2 separate regions of the Homo sapiens genome follow, and region 1 is linked to region 2. The links are chromatin loops, found by intact Hi-C in ENCODE. Cell type or tissue: IMR-90. All regions are shown on one strand. Region 1 overlaps GRIA1 (glutamate ionotropic receptor AMPA type subunit 1). Region 2 overlaps LOC107986464 (a long non-coding RNA gene).

What was found. A loop is a pair of places that touch in the nucleus more often than their neighbours do. Peaks named below come from ENCODE experiments on the same cell type or tissue, not always from the same donor. Only the 100,000 strongest peaks of a DNase experiment are listed, where the experiment ranks them.
Region 1: a loop joins it to region 2, with 3.0 times the contacts of the local background. A loop is called at or near these places in 3 of 110 quality-filtered maps.

What each region holds. Positions count from the first base shown.
Region 1 is chr5:153,707,158-153,715,157 of GRCh38, reverse strand. The region is part of intron 11 of GRIA1 (glutamate ionotropic receptor AMPA type subunit 1); the gene reads right to left. Among named protein-coding and RNA genes, the nearest start is that of LINC01861, 190 kb to the left of the region's middle. In IMR-90, a CTCF peak has its summit at 3,208 (motif pointing right); no DNase peak of the experiment used is centred here.
Region 2 is chr5:153,961,893-153,969,892 of GRCh38, reverse strand. The region is part of intron 1 of LOC107986464 (a long non-coding RNA gene); the gene reads left to right. Among named protein-coding and RNA genes, the nearest start is that of LINC01861, 67 kb to the right of the region's middle. In IMR-90, a CTCF peak has its summit at 4,666 (motif pointing right); no DNase peak of the experiment used is centred here.

The DNA of each region.
Region 1 (8,000 bases), 250 kb after region 2:
TACTTCCATTTTGCAGAGGAAAAAGTGAGACACACAGAGAGAAAGTGACTCATCCAGTGGGTTAGTAGTAGCTGAGATTGAGCTTCTTTTTAAATTCCTTTACCACCTCCTCCATCCCTTGTGACAACAGCTGGTCCTACTTCTGCCTTTGGGTGGGACTCCACTCTGCTTTAGCAGGCAATATGCCTCCTTATTTTGAGGCCGTTTCTCCTTCAGCCACTAGATGCAAACAGTGACTGTCATCAGCTAGGTTTGTGGTTTCTATTAGTGTTCTTGACACCATTTATTTTCTGCTGGGTGTCTTGGACTTAATTCACCTATTATCTCCGTTGGACATAGCTAGAGGTAAAAGCATATGTAAGTGGTGTAGCAAAAATGATTCATTCACCACGGTTGGATGGTGGTACCTAACTCATATTCAAAACCATCAGGCTCCCCATAGGGGTTTCAGCATACTTTCCTCGTCAATTCAATTAGTTATGCTTTCATTTTTTTCTGTCTAGAGCTCAATACTTCTTTGCAGGTGAACAACTGGGTTTCTTGGTCACAGATGCCATATATCCAGTGAGGGTTTAAAAGAAAAACAAGAGGTCGTCTCTGGGAAAATGCAGAACCTACGAAGATGTAGCTAGCCATAAATAGGTTTCTCTGGATACAGGAATTTAGGGACCATCTTTCTTTTAGTGCAGCCACCATTTATGGTCTGGATTTTCCAAAGTGTATGAAAGGAAAGAAAAATACAGCAATCAGATTTCATGCTTGGAATCAAAAATGGAGGGGAAAAGGAGAAAAATTCCCTTAAAAATGTATATATAAATACGATATTCCAAGTGTGTCTAAATGCAGTAAGTACATACGGTGGCTGTTTTATTCCTCACCATTCTTTTAGGGCTCTCAAACTGGTGGCGTACAAGCTGAATCTAGGCATGCTTTTGTTTGGTCTGCATGGAGTTCCCATGGCAATGACTATCCAGAGCCGAGGGGGAGCTATCCTCTCTAGCTGACACATGCATGTGCCGTTCACCACAGCCCCCGGCTGACTTCCACTCCTATGCTATTGAACCTACACTAATTATCTGTGTGATTTTGGCTATGTCCCTTCCTCTCCCTGTCACCCAGAATCCTCGCCTATCGAATTGGGATGGCCATGTTAATCACATTTTTATTTTATTTATTGCCTGCCTCTTCTCTCTGGAATGCAAGCTCCAGGAGAGTAGGAGCTTTTGTCTGCTATGTTCTGTGATGTCTCTCACAGTACCTTGAACAATGTTTGTTAAATAACAGTTGCTAAAGAAACACTTAATGAATAAATAAATGAATAATTGGTCCTCAATATCCCTTTCAGCTCTGTGAAAAACTTTCTGAAAATTTTCCTATTGTAATTTTGGAGAAAACAAATCTCTCCGTCAATTAAAATGTTCAAAGTATAAACTTCCAGAACAATCTAGAGACAGCAATTATGCTTCCCCCTTGCTGATGGCCAGAACTGCAGGCTGAGACACAGAAAATGATGGTTTCATTTGCATATCCAGTGAAGGCTTTTATTCTCCTGTCACTGCACTCATTTTAACATTTCCATGCTGCCTTTGGAGCTTGTGAAACTTCTACTCTTCTTCTCAAAGGTCTGTAAAACTGCTCAGTAGCAGAACCTGGTTCTGGGTCTCACCATCAGGTAGCAGAAGATTAAAATGGAAAAAGTAGGAGCCACTGATCTGGAGTTCCACACCCTATCTCCCATGATGGGGGCCACCCCCACACAGTCCATGCACACTTCACACCTGCCATGACTGCAGAATCACCTCACCTGGGCCAGTCCCTTTGTGTTGGTGTTGCTTGCTAATGGAGAGGAAAAAACTGTCAAGGTGAAATATGCTGGTGAAACCCTTGGTAAGTTCCTCTTGCTGGCTTGGCCTGCAGAAGGCAGGGTCATCAGGACAGCCAGGCCCCTGCTTTGAAGGCCACAGTCAACACTCCTGTGCCAAGGGCCTCGCTCACCCAGCATGTAACATACTATAGGGTAGTGAGCTGGCGGACCCTGGGCTCCATGTTTACGGCTTTTGACTCAATATCAAACTCAATGTTGACTCAGCATCATTTCTAGCTGCCATATGGGCCTTGCTTTCTGTACTTTTAAGCTGACTTCTCTGGGCAGCACCCTAGTTCAATGACTTCCAAACTTTAATCCCATCAGCCCTGGGGCAGAAGTGGGTGGGGAGGCTTGTGAAACATGTAGAACTTTCTCTCCAACTGCAGAGTTTCAAATTCTAGAGAGCTGAAATGAAGTCTGAGAACCTGCATTTGGACAAACATCCCAGGTAATTCTGACGCAGAGGGTCCCAGCAGAAACCCCCATGCCTAGTCCCAAGACCCAGATTAGCTATCGCACATTTCCTGCTCATCATTTTTGACACATCCTTGTGACACTGTTCCTTGTAGAAATGAACCTGTGGCCTAAATGACGTTTGCATTTTCAAAATGAGAAATGTTTGACAATTTCAGGCTGCCTTCATCAACTTGCCTCAATATTTACTCTCAGGCTCTTTCTCTTCCCCACAATACTACAGTGACATCAAGAAGAGCAAGAGAAATGGGTTTGCACAGCTCTTGCTGGGATGGGAGGACAGAGAGCAGGAGGGGGAAAGAGGGGAAAGAGGAAGGTTTCTCATAGACTCTCAGTGCCAAAGGCATACTGGTTACTATGAAACTTGTATGTGAATGCAAAGGTCAGGCTATCGTTGGTTATTGGCTTGGGCTGTCCTCATTGGCCACCATCTTCCTACCGTGAGTCAGTTAAAAGGCCCTCAACAAGGCTGGGCACAGTGGCTCATGCCTGTAATCCCAGCACTTTGGGAGTCTGAGGTGGGCAGATCGCAAGGTCAGGAGTTCAAGACCAGCCTGGCCAACATGGTGAAACCCCATCTCTACTAAAAATACAACAATTAGCTGGGCATGGTGGCACACGCCTGTAATGCCAGCTACTGGGGAGGCTGAGGCATGAGAATTGCTTGAACCCGGGAGGTGGAGGTTACAGTGAACCGAGATCATGCCATTGCACTCCAGCTCTGGGCAACAGAGCAAGACTCGGTCTTGGAAAAAATAAATAAATAAATAAATTAGTGGAGGGAGGAGGTTATGATATCAGGCTCCAGGAGACCTCCAAAGCACCATCACTCCCCCCGCCTTAGACTTCTTCTCCTGAGAGTAATTATCTCCACTAGGTGGAGACAATTATTACACATTCCAATTCAGTCTATGATCAAGAATAAAAGAGAGAATTCTGAAAGCTAAAGTCATAATTTCCCATTTTCCTCCATTCTCCTAGCACCCTCTAACCTCCTCTCATTCTCTTACTAAGGTCACCTGAACCCAGGAAAATATTGATGCCATGGAGAAGCCATTGGGAAAGTGGGGCCATGGGTGTAATAAGCTGAAGAAGCTCACTCTCAGTTCATTTGAAGGCAATGGAGCCTTGGGCTGAGACTACACAGTAGGGTAGCATTGGACTGGGCACCAATCAGCCATAGGTATCGCCTGGGTGATCTTAGATAAAATGTCTTTCCCTCCCTCTCTGGCCTCAGTTTCCTCATGTGTAACATGGGGTGGGTAGACTAGAGCATCCTATTGATCCTGCCCAGAGCTAATAGTCCCTGGAACTGTGGTTCCCTGTTTTCCAAATGCTTCCTCCCTCTTGGACTCACCCTTGATTCCTCCCCCTCCTCATCCTCATAGATCCAATCCATCAGCAAGTCCTGTCAATTCTAGTCTCAGAGTGAACCATAAATCCATGTCGATGACCATCATTCTAATTTCCATCACTGTAATTTCCTCAGGATGGCTATGAGAGACTCTTGTTTGGTCCCTCTGCTTCCACTCTGGACTCTTCTCTGCCGCAATTCATTTTCCTCATAGCTCCCCAGAGTGGTATTTTAGCATGCAAATCAATCCTTCCCTTGCTTAAAACCCTCCAATGGTCTTCCATTGCATTTAAAATAAAACATCAAATTTAAAATGTGACCACAGGGCCCTGCGCAGGCCTCTGCTTCTTCCTCCAATCTTATCTCAAACCTCCGTTCTCTTGATTCACTGTAAGCCAGACATACTTGTCACTCCTCCAGTCCTTGAGAGCAGTAAACTCCTTTTCACCTGAGAACCTTTGCATATGGCTATTTATGTCTCTTAGCTTTATACAAGTCTAGCTCATTCTTACCCATCAGCTCCTCAGAGAAACCTTCTCAGAACACTCTAAGTAAGGCTTGTTTAATTCCACTTCTTGTATTATCTATTGCAACAGCAGGTTCATTTTATTCATAGCACATCCCAACTTACACATTCACGATAATTTGTTTAATGTCTCTCATATCTCTATACTGCCAGCTCCTTGAAGCAAAGGCTCCTGCCCTCCACACTCCATCACCAATATATCTTCATATCCTCAGCACTTAGAACCATACCCTGCATGTCGTAGGCAGTTAGCAATATCTGTTGAATAAATGAATGATCTTGACCACACACATGGGGAAATGGATCAGAAATGAAAGTTGAAGGTACTAAAGATAAGTTTTGTCTGTGATGATTTTTATTCCTTCTTTAACATACTCCTCAAAATCTAAAATATCTATTAAAAATAGGTCTTTGGGCTGGGCACAGTGGCTCATGTCTGCAATCCCAGCACTTCAGGAGGCCAAGGTAGGCAGATCACTTGGGTTCAGGGGTTCAAGACCAGCTTGGGCAGCATAGGGAAACCTCAACTATACAAAAAATACAAAAATTAGCTGGGTGTGGAGGCTTGTGCCTGTAGTCCCAGCTACTCAGGAGGCTGAGGTAGGAGGATGGCTTGAGCCCAGAAGGTCAAGGCTGCAGTGAGCTGAGATTGCACCACTACACTCCAGCTGGGGTGACTGAGTTAAAAAAAAAAGTTGTTTTTTTTTTTTTGAACAAGAAGCAGGCTTAAAAGTAAATTCATGGGTCCCTTTTTAATCTCACCATCAACCTAATTAAAAAAATAAATTGTAATCTGTGATCATAGCTGAAGTGATTTTTAACTTTCACTGTTAAAATGGGTTATACAAAACCAATTTATTGAATATACATTTCAAAGGGTGGGTGGAGGAGTCTTTAAAGCATTTCAGTAGCATTCGCTGGCATACACCATTGACTGTGCTAATTCTGGATTATTTCTATCTATTCCTGGTGCCAGTGCAGAAAACATTGATTTTAGGCACAGTGGCCAATACTGCCAGTTGATTCCCCCAATATCGATTCCTACCCTGCCTACTCTAGAGGTTGGAAAACCTAAATTCTTGCCTTCTCAGCCTCTCTTGCCACTAGAAATAATCATGGCCACTGTCCTGACCAATGAGAAAGAAGCAGACATCTGTGTGGGGTGGAGAGTATTTTGTTAAGCTTTTGTTCTTCTGATCCAAAAAGACAGAAATAGAAGGCAACACTTTTTTTCCTTCATGCTGTTTGAACATGGACACAATATTTGGGAACCGCCATCTTATGAACAAGAAGAAAAGGCCAAGATAATTTACAGAATGGCCAATCTGGATTTCACCACAAGCCACTACCTGCTACCACTTTTCTTATATGTGAGAAAGATAACCCTCTTTACTGGGTTATCTTTGTCTTTACCATATTACTATGGTCAGGTTTTGATGTTATTTGCAGACAATTACACTTAGCCACATTTTGTTGGTTTTGGTTACTAGACATTAACATCAACTTTGAAGAGATTAGAAAGAGTTAAAGCTACTTGTGGATAAGTGCAGATATATGCAATTCAGATGAAATTGATTTCCCCAAATACTAAATTAGGAAGGGTTTATGACATTTTCTTTAAATAAGCAGCAAGATCAGTTAATTGAAGCTCATTTGGAAGGATGTTTGATGAATGTCAGCTTTAAAAGCCCCTTCTACTGCAGCACCCAGAGTGTCTAACATAGTGCTGTGCATATCAGAAGGTCATGAAACTTACTGACTTCATCAGGAAATATATAAACAACAATGACAACAAAAGTTTCTACTGATGTTTTTCATTGTCTTCTTAGTCTCTAACTTTGATCATTGTCTTAGCATCCTTGTGTTTTTGTCTGGTTCAAGGTAAGATGAAGTATATGTCTCTTCTCTTCTACATATATTTCCAAGAAACATTTTAATACATTCTCACTCTCTCAAGGGAGATTTTACAGGCTCCTAAACTCTGGGGTTAACCAAGGTTGGCTTGATTAAAAAAAGTCCATCTCAAGTGGATCAAAGTTCTAACTTCCTTTGGCAGTTCACTCTTGTGTCTGTCAGACCTTTCAGCCAAAGTCACCAACCCTTCCTCCCAGTTCCTATGAGGAGGAGTCTTAGGAATCCAGATGTGGCTGGTCTCTGGCATAAACCACTGGCTATTTCTGCTTTGTTAATGGACTTCTCTAGAAGAAGGTATTAGGCTTTCAAATCAGTGTGAACAGTGGCATCGTTTCTTCCAGTGAAGTTTAGACAAAATCCAAGTTAAAAAAAATCAATTAACATAATAAAAAAAGCATCCAGTTATAGCGCTTCCTGTGTGAAGGCTGGGTACTGTGTTATAGGATCTATACATACTTCTAAACTTTCCAACAAGATTTGAGGTAGAAACTATTATTTCCATTTTATTAATGAAAAAGAGGCATAGAGTAGAGTTGTTTTATGAAAATCAGGGAGGAGGGAGGCTGGATATGTTGTTCAGTCTCCTCTTCACCTCAATGTCAACTCCTATGATACCCTAGTGGAACCCTCAGAAGTCCGGAAAGCATAGTTTGAAAATCCTCTTGCAGCCAGAGGTCACAAACTCAAACACCCTCTGGGGCCAGCTGAGTAACACAGGAACAAAGAAGGTCAGGTTGGGGCTGGGGTGAACCGTGAATGCGCGGACCTGTTCAAGAGGGAAGCTACCACTCAGTTTTGGGTAACCATTGCCAAATTCTGTACAGATTAAACAAAAACCTGTCTGACAGAAGATTCAGTTTATGGACCACAAGATTGAAACCCCTGGAGGAATAGTGGGGAGAAAGAAAACACACCCTGAGATCACAGCATAAAGGTTCTGTGAAAAGATGAGATGCTCACTGATGAAGGAAATAAAGGAGAAAAAACAAGTTCATGGGTCTTCTCTGACACCTGCATGTTGTGATGGCCCTACATTATGCTGACTAGTTAGGAATTGTTTCTTCCCACTGTTTATCCACGGGCCTGATTTATTTTTAAGCAAGCCCTTCCCCTGCTTGGTTCTCTCTACTCTTCACCATGTGTTTGCCAGTATTGGCCAAGCAGCCAGTCTCACACCTCCTCTCCCACGCGCCCCCCACCCCCCACTGTCTTCTTATTTAAAGAAAAACAAGATTATAATGAACGATGAGACTTTCTAAGTTATACAGCAGGCCAAATAAGTCCTGAGGGAAGCTTGTTAGAAAGAATTTACTCCATTGCCGCTTAGGAATATTGGTCCTCCTTGACAATGAAATGCAAAACGTAGATAGGTGGTAAAGATGCCTCCAGCACATGTCTATGAGACCTTGATATTATGCACTTATGCCTCCAGATCTGTCCATGGAGGCCAAATTCTGAGCCATGACTCCCTGTAGGCTTTTGAAATTTGGTAATCTAAGAGAGTGCCTACTGGAAAAAGAGTTCATAGACATTAAGCAACTGTAAAAGGAAATAGAGTCAGTGCTTATTTATCAGGCAAATTGGTGGGGAATTGTGGCATGCACATCCAGAATGTAGTCAGAAGAACAGGAGGTCAGTAAATGTGGACTTGGTCTAGATTGGCAGGTTTCCTACCTTCCTCACCCCCATCTCCTGTCCACCCTTTCTCTTTTCTTAGCTTCAGTCACTTTTTTTTCCCAAAATAAATTGTGTTCACAAGTCCAATATATAAAACAGACAAAAATGGAGCCATTCTGATTCCATGTGGGGGGCTAAAATCCCACTGATTTGGTTACCCGAGTGTGCTTTCAATGTGATATCTGAGG
Region 2 (8,000 bases):
AGCCAGCTCCCTCCCATTTTCTGATTGTGACCACTGGAACACTAGTTTCTTGAGATGTTAAATAGGTTTTATTAAAGAAAAATGAAGCTGTCAAGTAAGTGTGAGAAACTCGAAGTTAAACAGTTGCCTTGCACCATGACCTCACAGAGCGTTAAGATGCTGGGGGCACTGGGCCTATAAGAAGGAGAGAATTGTATTCACCACACAAATTTCACCACAGGCCCTGTTCTTGCAGATCACTTCTCAAAATTAGTTCCTTTTTCATGAAAGTTTCTTTGAGAAAGCACTATCTGAACCCATTAGATAACGAAGTCACCATTGCCCACAATTGCTCGGTGTTTTTAGGGCTCCCTGAGGATGGATATCTGGCTCTCCTTCACTGGCATTTGGTGGGCTTGCCTGCTGGTGATGTCTCAGGTAGACAAGTCTGACTGACCCAAACTACCCACATGCTGTGGCTTGGATGGCCTGTCACCAACCAGCTGCTTTTACAGCATCAGGACCATGGAGCTTGTCCTTGCTTGACTTCCCTCACTCACTCAATGACTCACTCATTGTTTTAGAAACTGTTATTAGCACCTACAAGGTGCTAGACCCTGGAGGGATCCCTGAGGGAATCAGAACCTACTCTTGGACTGGGATCTGTTTGGGTGGATCAGATGAAGACACAGGGAAGGGGGAGAGGACAAAGGGAGGATGCAACCACGGAGAAGGGAAAGCTCATTTCCAGCTGTGGGGATCGGGGGGAAAGGTTGGATGCTGGCGGGGGTGGTCACCCAGGAAAGGTCCACTCACAGCTGGATTTGGGAGGGTGACAAGTAGTAACAGGTAGAGCTTGTGGTTAAGAGTGGGCAGGACTCTCCAGGGCAGTGGCAGCAGGTGAGCCCTTGGCAGGTACCTTGGCCCCCTTGGCCCCTCTCCAGTGGTTGAGAGTGGTGGAGCCCACAGCAGCTGCTGAGATTCTCAGAGCTTGAACGTGGCCCACTCATTTGACCATCAGGACCCAAGGGAGGAAGTGCCCTTCTGTGCTCTCCTCCTCCATGGCCAACACTCTGCAAATTGGTGAGGGAGGAGGAGGCGTTTGCGTCTGGGAATCCGGGAGGGCAGGGTGCGTCGGTCTGTCCTCAGAGTACCCGCAACCTGCGGAGGGACTCACAGCCCTCTGCTGAATGAATGGGTGTTCACTCCTGCTCTGAGCCCTTTTTCTCCCTGCTCTGCTTTCTTTTTATCCAGCGCCTGGTTTTGGCACCTATCCATGGATCTACTGAAAGGTGAGCTACTCTAGACATCATTTTATTTTCATCTGAAGCTCTTGAAGATCAAAAAAACAAGCTGCTTTTCACAAAATCGAAAGAGTCCTGGAATGTCAGAGTTGAATGAGCATTGAGAGGGTGCACTGACATGCAGAATGGTGGCTCCTGAGGCCCTGTGACAAACAGAGGGTGAACCAAGAGTAGAGGCAGGCTTCTATGCAAACATTTCTAGGCGATATTGTAAATAATACAGTTGTGTATCAGAAAGAACAAAGATTCTGAAATCCAGCTTGCTTCATATTCCAGTCTCACCTACAGACTGTGTGAGCTTGGTTAGGATTTTCTCAAGCCTTTGATTCTCTCTCTGTAGAATGATGATGTTGTCTATCTAAAAAGATGATTGTTTTTAAATGAGATAAAGCAGATGAAGGTGCTGTGTGAATTAACACACTGCTGTTGCGTGAGGGAAATGACTCTCCCACCTGGTGTTTTAGACCTGGAGCCTTCTGACCACAGGTTCTCAAGGATTTTTAGTTTCTTGCTTGCTCCACATTCTTTGTCATGTTGCTCTGAAACCTGCCTCCCTGTCACACCCCAACCCTCTCCTACACTGGGTTTTAATATTTTCCTCCTGAGGCTTTCTCTCCCAGATAACCTTAAGTGAGCCACATAAGCTCTCTGAGATCTGGTTTCCACATCTGTAAGACAGGCTAACTCTTTGTTCTCAACTATTTGTTGAGATTTTGCAGATGAAATGAGATAATATATACACATGTACATCATGCACAAGTGACCCTTCACCACTCCGAGTTGGAACTGTGCGGGTCCACTTACACTCAGATGTTCTTTTACCTCCGCCACCTCTTAGACAGCAAGACCAGTCCCTCTTCCTCCTCCTCCTCCTCCTACTCAATGTGAAGATGAGGATAAAGACTTTTATGATGATCAGCTTCCACATAATAAGTAGTAAATATATTTTTTTCTTCCTTAGCTCACTTTAGGGTAAGAGTACAGTATATAATACATGTAATACATAAAAATGTGTATTAATTGGCCAGGCATGGTGGCTCCTGCCTGTAATCTCAGCACTTTGGGAGGATGAGGCAGTCGGATCATGAGGTCAGGAGTTCGAGACCAGCCTGACCAACATGGTGAAACCTTGTCTCTACTAAAAATACAAAAATTAGCTGGGCGTGGTGGCACACACCTGTAGTCCCAGCTACTTGGGAGGGTGAGGCAGGAGAACCGCTTGAACCCGGGAGACAGAGGTTACAGAGAGCCGAGATCGTGCCAATTACTCCAGCCTGGGTGACAGAGAGAGACTCCATCTAAAAAAAAAAAAAAGTATTAATAGACTGTTTATGTTATCCGTATGGCTTCTAGTGAACAGTAGGGTATTAGCAGTTAAGTTTTGGGGGAAGTCAAAAGTTAGACAGAGATTTTTGACTGTTCCTGGGGTTGGCTCCCTAACACCCACGTTGTTCAAGGGTTAACTGTACTGCAAATAATGTACATGTATAGAAGGCGTATAATACATGTATATGTGTTTCATAGCACAGCGCCAGGTAGGGATGCTTATTAAATAGCTTGTATTTCTGATTCCATTTCCCTGTTCACACAAGTCGATATTATTTTTTCACTGGGGGGATTAGAGAAGGTTTCCTGGAGCAGGTGAGAATTGAGCTGGGCTTTGAAGGACTGGAGAATGTTCACAAATATGGAAGAATGAGGGTGTGGTTGGGTGTGGTGAGGGGAGGTTTGGAACAGAAAAATAAGTGGGAAGTCTCAGGTTTGTTTAGGGAATCAAGAAGAGGCCATTTTGGTTCGAGCTGATGGTTCATTGGGGGAACCAGAAAGACATAAATTTGAAAGAATAGATTGCAGTTCTGGAATTAGAAAATATAGAGTTGGAAGTGACCCAGGGGGTCACTGGCCCAATCTTTTATCTGCAGCAGGAATGAGTATGTGCGGCATGGTAGTAATGATAGCCTAGTCTGAGGCTCAACTCTCCTGTGTGTTCTTGGATAAATTACATGTCATCTCTGATCTGAATTTCTCCTCTGTGTGACAGAAATAATAATCCTTGACCAGCCTCCTCTGTTATTGTCATGAAAATTTAGGGAGGTTTGGGCTGAGGATTCATTAAGAAGTTGGGCAAGGGACTCCTTTCTCTTCTCCAAGCCTTGATTTTACTGTCCACACACACACACAAAACAAAGACCCCATCTGCCTCCAGGGTGTAGAGGTTGTGAGTCTAGCCAGGTTATAGGCACCCAGGAGGGGAGAGGAAGGCAACCTGGGAGGGGCCCAGGGGAGTGGAGGGGCTGCCGCTCTAGGCACAGCCAGGATTCTTTCTCACTCTCCCCACGGGCTTCTACTGTGGGGGCTCCTGTGGGTCCCACAGCTGGAATTCTCTCCTTGCTGCCTGCCTCTTCTTGCTGGGATGGGTCACACAGCTCATGGGTGACCAGCTCCTGATCATCCATTCCTGCACAGCCAGCCCCTGGATGCCCTGAAGGAGCTATGCCAGCTTCCCCTCTTCTCTCCATCATCTCCCTCCATCTCCACCCTGACTTTAGTGGCTTCATCTCCTAAGCTCATTCTCAAGGAGAGACCCCATGAGGGCAAGTACCTTACTATTCTGGACACTCCTGCTTTTTCATTTCAGCATTAGCATCACAGTTTCCAAAGCACCCTCCCTGTTGAGAAGCATGCCAGGCAGGACTCCTGGCCACATTTAGTGGGTGGGTAAATGGAGACAGGCCAAGGGAATGCCCCTGGGAGAGACAAAGCTAGACTCCTAGCCTGGTGCTCTCACACGATTCTGGAGGCTCTCAAACTTGGAGGGGCATAAGGATTGGGAGTTTGGTACAACACAGACACCTAGGCTGTCATCCCTAGAGAGCTGATCCACAGCAACATCAGGGGAGCCTGAGCATTTGTGTTTTTGATAGGCACTTGGGGATGGTGACATAAATAAGTTTGAGGACCCCTGCAAAGTACTTCACCTTTGAGATCCCAGGAGTGAGGTGGAGACATCCAGAGGGAAAAGTAACCTTTACGGAGTCACCAACTCTGTCGGGCACTTTATGTGCATTTTCACCATAGAATGAGACACTACTATTCCCGTTTCATATATAAGCAAACTGAGGCCTGGGGAGGTTAAATGGTTTATCCAGTCTCACAGCTGGTAAGTAGAAAAGCTGGGATTTGAACTTGGGTCTCATAGCTCCAGGGCAGCCTAAATTCCTTCTACCTAAACCTTTCCAGTGCAAACATCCCAGGCCCCTTCATCCTCATATCTAAGGCTCCTACCTGTCTTTTCTCTCTGGGGTTAAACATTACTTTCAGATCCCCCAGCCAGTGGGAAAGGTCTCTTTTCTTTGCAATGCTCCTCTTCAGCCAGCAGGTGTCAGCCCTGGACTGAGTATGTGGGTAAGGGGCGTGCAAAGCTAATGGGAGGAACGTAATCATTTGTTTTCCTCTCCCGGTTTTATAGCCCCTCCGTCCCTCCCAAATTCTAGCTATCCTTTTAGATATGTTTTTGCTAAGCTGGTGCTGTTACCTCACAATCTTCCAGGTTGGGATGCCCCAGGAATTCCGAATCCCCTAGAGCCATCCGGTGGTAGATTTGGAAGTAAGCTGCAGCTGTAGTTTACATTTGCCAAGTATATGCTTGGCACCCTGTTCCGAGCTTTCTATGCTTTACCTTGTTCAGTCCTCCCCATCCCCACAAACCTCCCTGGGTTAGGTGCTAGCAATTCACCCGTTTTCTCAGAAGAGGAAACTGGAGCTTTCAGAGGCTAAGAAAGTTGGCCAAGGTCAAGTTGCTGGGTATGTGGCAGAGCCAGGCTTGAACCTAGAAGCTCTGGCTACAGATCTGCGGAGGCGCGTGACCATTACACTCTCTTTTATGCAGATGAGGAAACTGACGTCTCGGCAAGGAAGGGATTTACTCCTGTGGAACCAAGTGCCAGGATGAGAACCCAGGACTTGTTGTAATTCTGGGCCTTCTCTAATTCTTGCCCTTGCCCAGCTGTGGATGAGGGCTTGGGCAGCAGGGAATCCCTGGGGAGGCTCCCCACCTCCCCACCCTCCCCAGGCACCAGCACATCGACCAGACAAAGGATAATTGGTGCATGCTGTGCTCAGAGCCAAGCTGAAGCGGCAGGGTCTCGACACCCCTCCATGCCCGGGGGGTGTGGCATCGCAGAGCAGGGACCTTGTCAGTCCTGTCACCATGCATCGCCAGCTCCTCGCAGGGTCTGGCATGGAGGTAGTGCTCAATTCATATTTATGAGTATGTAGACATTCCTCCTCTTTGGCTTTCTCCCGAGGCCCTGCTCCAGGCTTGCCGCAGGAGAGCATGGGTGGCCCTGAGCCAGCGCATTCCTCCTCTTTGGGGTCCGCTAGCCTTTCTGGGGGCAACTCATTTGGTTTCTTAGCATGAACTACTTGTTCTCCAACTTTCCAGATCGGCCATTTATCTCTCCTGCCTCCACTCTAGACGGCAAGACCCTAGGGGGCAACCTCTCAGAACACCTTATATGCTGCCTGGTGTCTAGCAAAAGATGGAATATAAAATAAACTATTTATGAAAAACTATAATCCATTATTTTATCCAAGCAGTACACATTCATTGTTGCAAAATGGAAAATAAGCTAAGGGAGGAAAATTAAAATCATTCCCATGATAATAGGATCCTTTCCTTCCATGATATTTTAATGGAATTGATTTTTTCCCTTTCTCTTTTTATTGTATAAGAAATACATTTCTTGTACAAGTGTAAAAATTACAGATAAGCATAAGCAAAAATGTTTTAATTTATTGGGAATACCACTTTCTAAACCTGTTAATAGTTCCATTAACAATTGTAATGGTAATAACCACCTCTATTTGTTGAGGGCCTACTATGTAATAGCAGTTTTACATAATTTTTTAGAAGTTTATTGAGGTGTAATTTCCATATATGAAGTCCATCCATTTTAATTCCTTAATCATTTCAATTCAGAGTTTTTTTAGTGAGTTTAAAAAGTTGTGCAACCATCAGCATAGTCCAGTTTTAGAATATTTCTATCATCGCAGTAAAACCCCTTAGGCTCATTTACAGTTAATCCTAGTTCCTACCCTCAGCCCCAGGTGGCCACTAATCTACTTTCTGTCTCTGCAGTTTTCCTTTTCTGGACATTTCATATAAATGGAATAACATACTAGATGGTCTTTTGTGTTTGATCTGTACACTGATGATTTTAGGTTCAGCCTCTCATTTACAGATGAGGAAACTGAGGCTTAGTGAGGACAAGTGATTGCTGGACATAGTTACACAGGGAGAGACTGGGGCTTCCTGGATTCAGCTGAGGTCTGTCTGACTCTCAAGTGTAAACTTGTAGCCACCCTCCTCCACCACCTTGTCACATTACATTACTTTTTATGTTCTAGCTGTTGCAATGATATATTCATATATATTTTTTCTCCCAAAAGGATCAAACTTATACATTCTGTTGCCACTTCTTTTTCATTCAATAATAGATCAATAATAATAACAATGAGTAGGATGTCTCCATGTGAATTAATATACGCCTGCAATACCTAGAGTAGATTTTCGATAAGTACAAGGTAGCAGTTAAGGGTATAGGCTTTGGAACCAGACTGCCTGGATTTAGATACCAATTCTGTCACTTATCAGCCATATGCTGTAGACAGAATGTTTGTGTCCCCCCAAAATCCACATATTAAAACTTAATCCCCAATGTGAGAATACTTGTGGGGTTTTGGGTAGGTAATTGGTTTACGAGGGCTGAGCCCTCATGGATGGGATGAAAACTCTTATAAAAGAGGCTCCAGAGAGATCCCTCTTGTCTTCTCTTCCTCATGTGAGGAAGACACAGCAAGAAGTCGGGTGTCTATGAATCAGGAAGCTGGCCTTCACCACACACTGAATTTGCTGATGTCTTGGTCTTGGACTTCTTAGCCATGAGAACTGTGAGAAAGAAATCTCTGTTGTTGATGCTGGAGAGGATGTGGGGGAAATAGGAATGCTTTTACACTGTTGGTGGGAGTGTATATTAGTTCAACCATAGTGGAAGACAGTGTGGCAATTCATCCAGGATCTAGAACCAGAAATATCATTTGACACAGCAATCCCATTACTGGGTACATACTCAAAGGATTATAAATCATTCTGCTATAAAGACACATGCGTATGTGTGTTTACTGCAACACTATTTACAATAGCAAAGACTTGGAACCAACCCAAATGCCCATCAATGATAGACTGGATAAAGAAAATGTGGCATATATACACCATGGAATACTATGAAACCATAAGAAAAATGAGTTCATGTCCTTTGCAGGGACATGGATGAAGCGGGAAGCCATCATTCTCAGCAAACTAACACAGGAACAGAAAACCAAACACCGCATGTTCTCATTCATAAGTGGGAGTTGAACAATGAGAACACATGGACACAGGGAAGGGAACATCACACACTGGGCCTGTTAGCGGGTTGGGGGAAAGGGGAGGGAGAGCACTAGGACAAATACCTAATGCATTTGGGGCTTAAAACCTAGATGATGGGTTGATAGGTGCAGCAAACCACCATGGCACATGTATACCTATGTAACAAATCTGCACGTTCAGCACATGTATCCCAGAACTCCAAAGTAAAATTATAAATCATGCTGCTATAAAGACACATGCACACGTATGTTTATTGCAGCACTCTTCACAATAGCAAAGACTTGGAA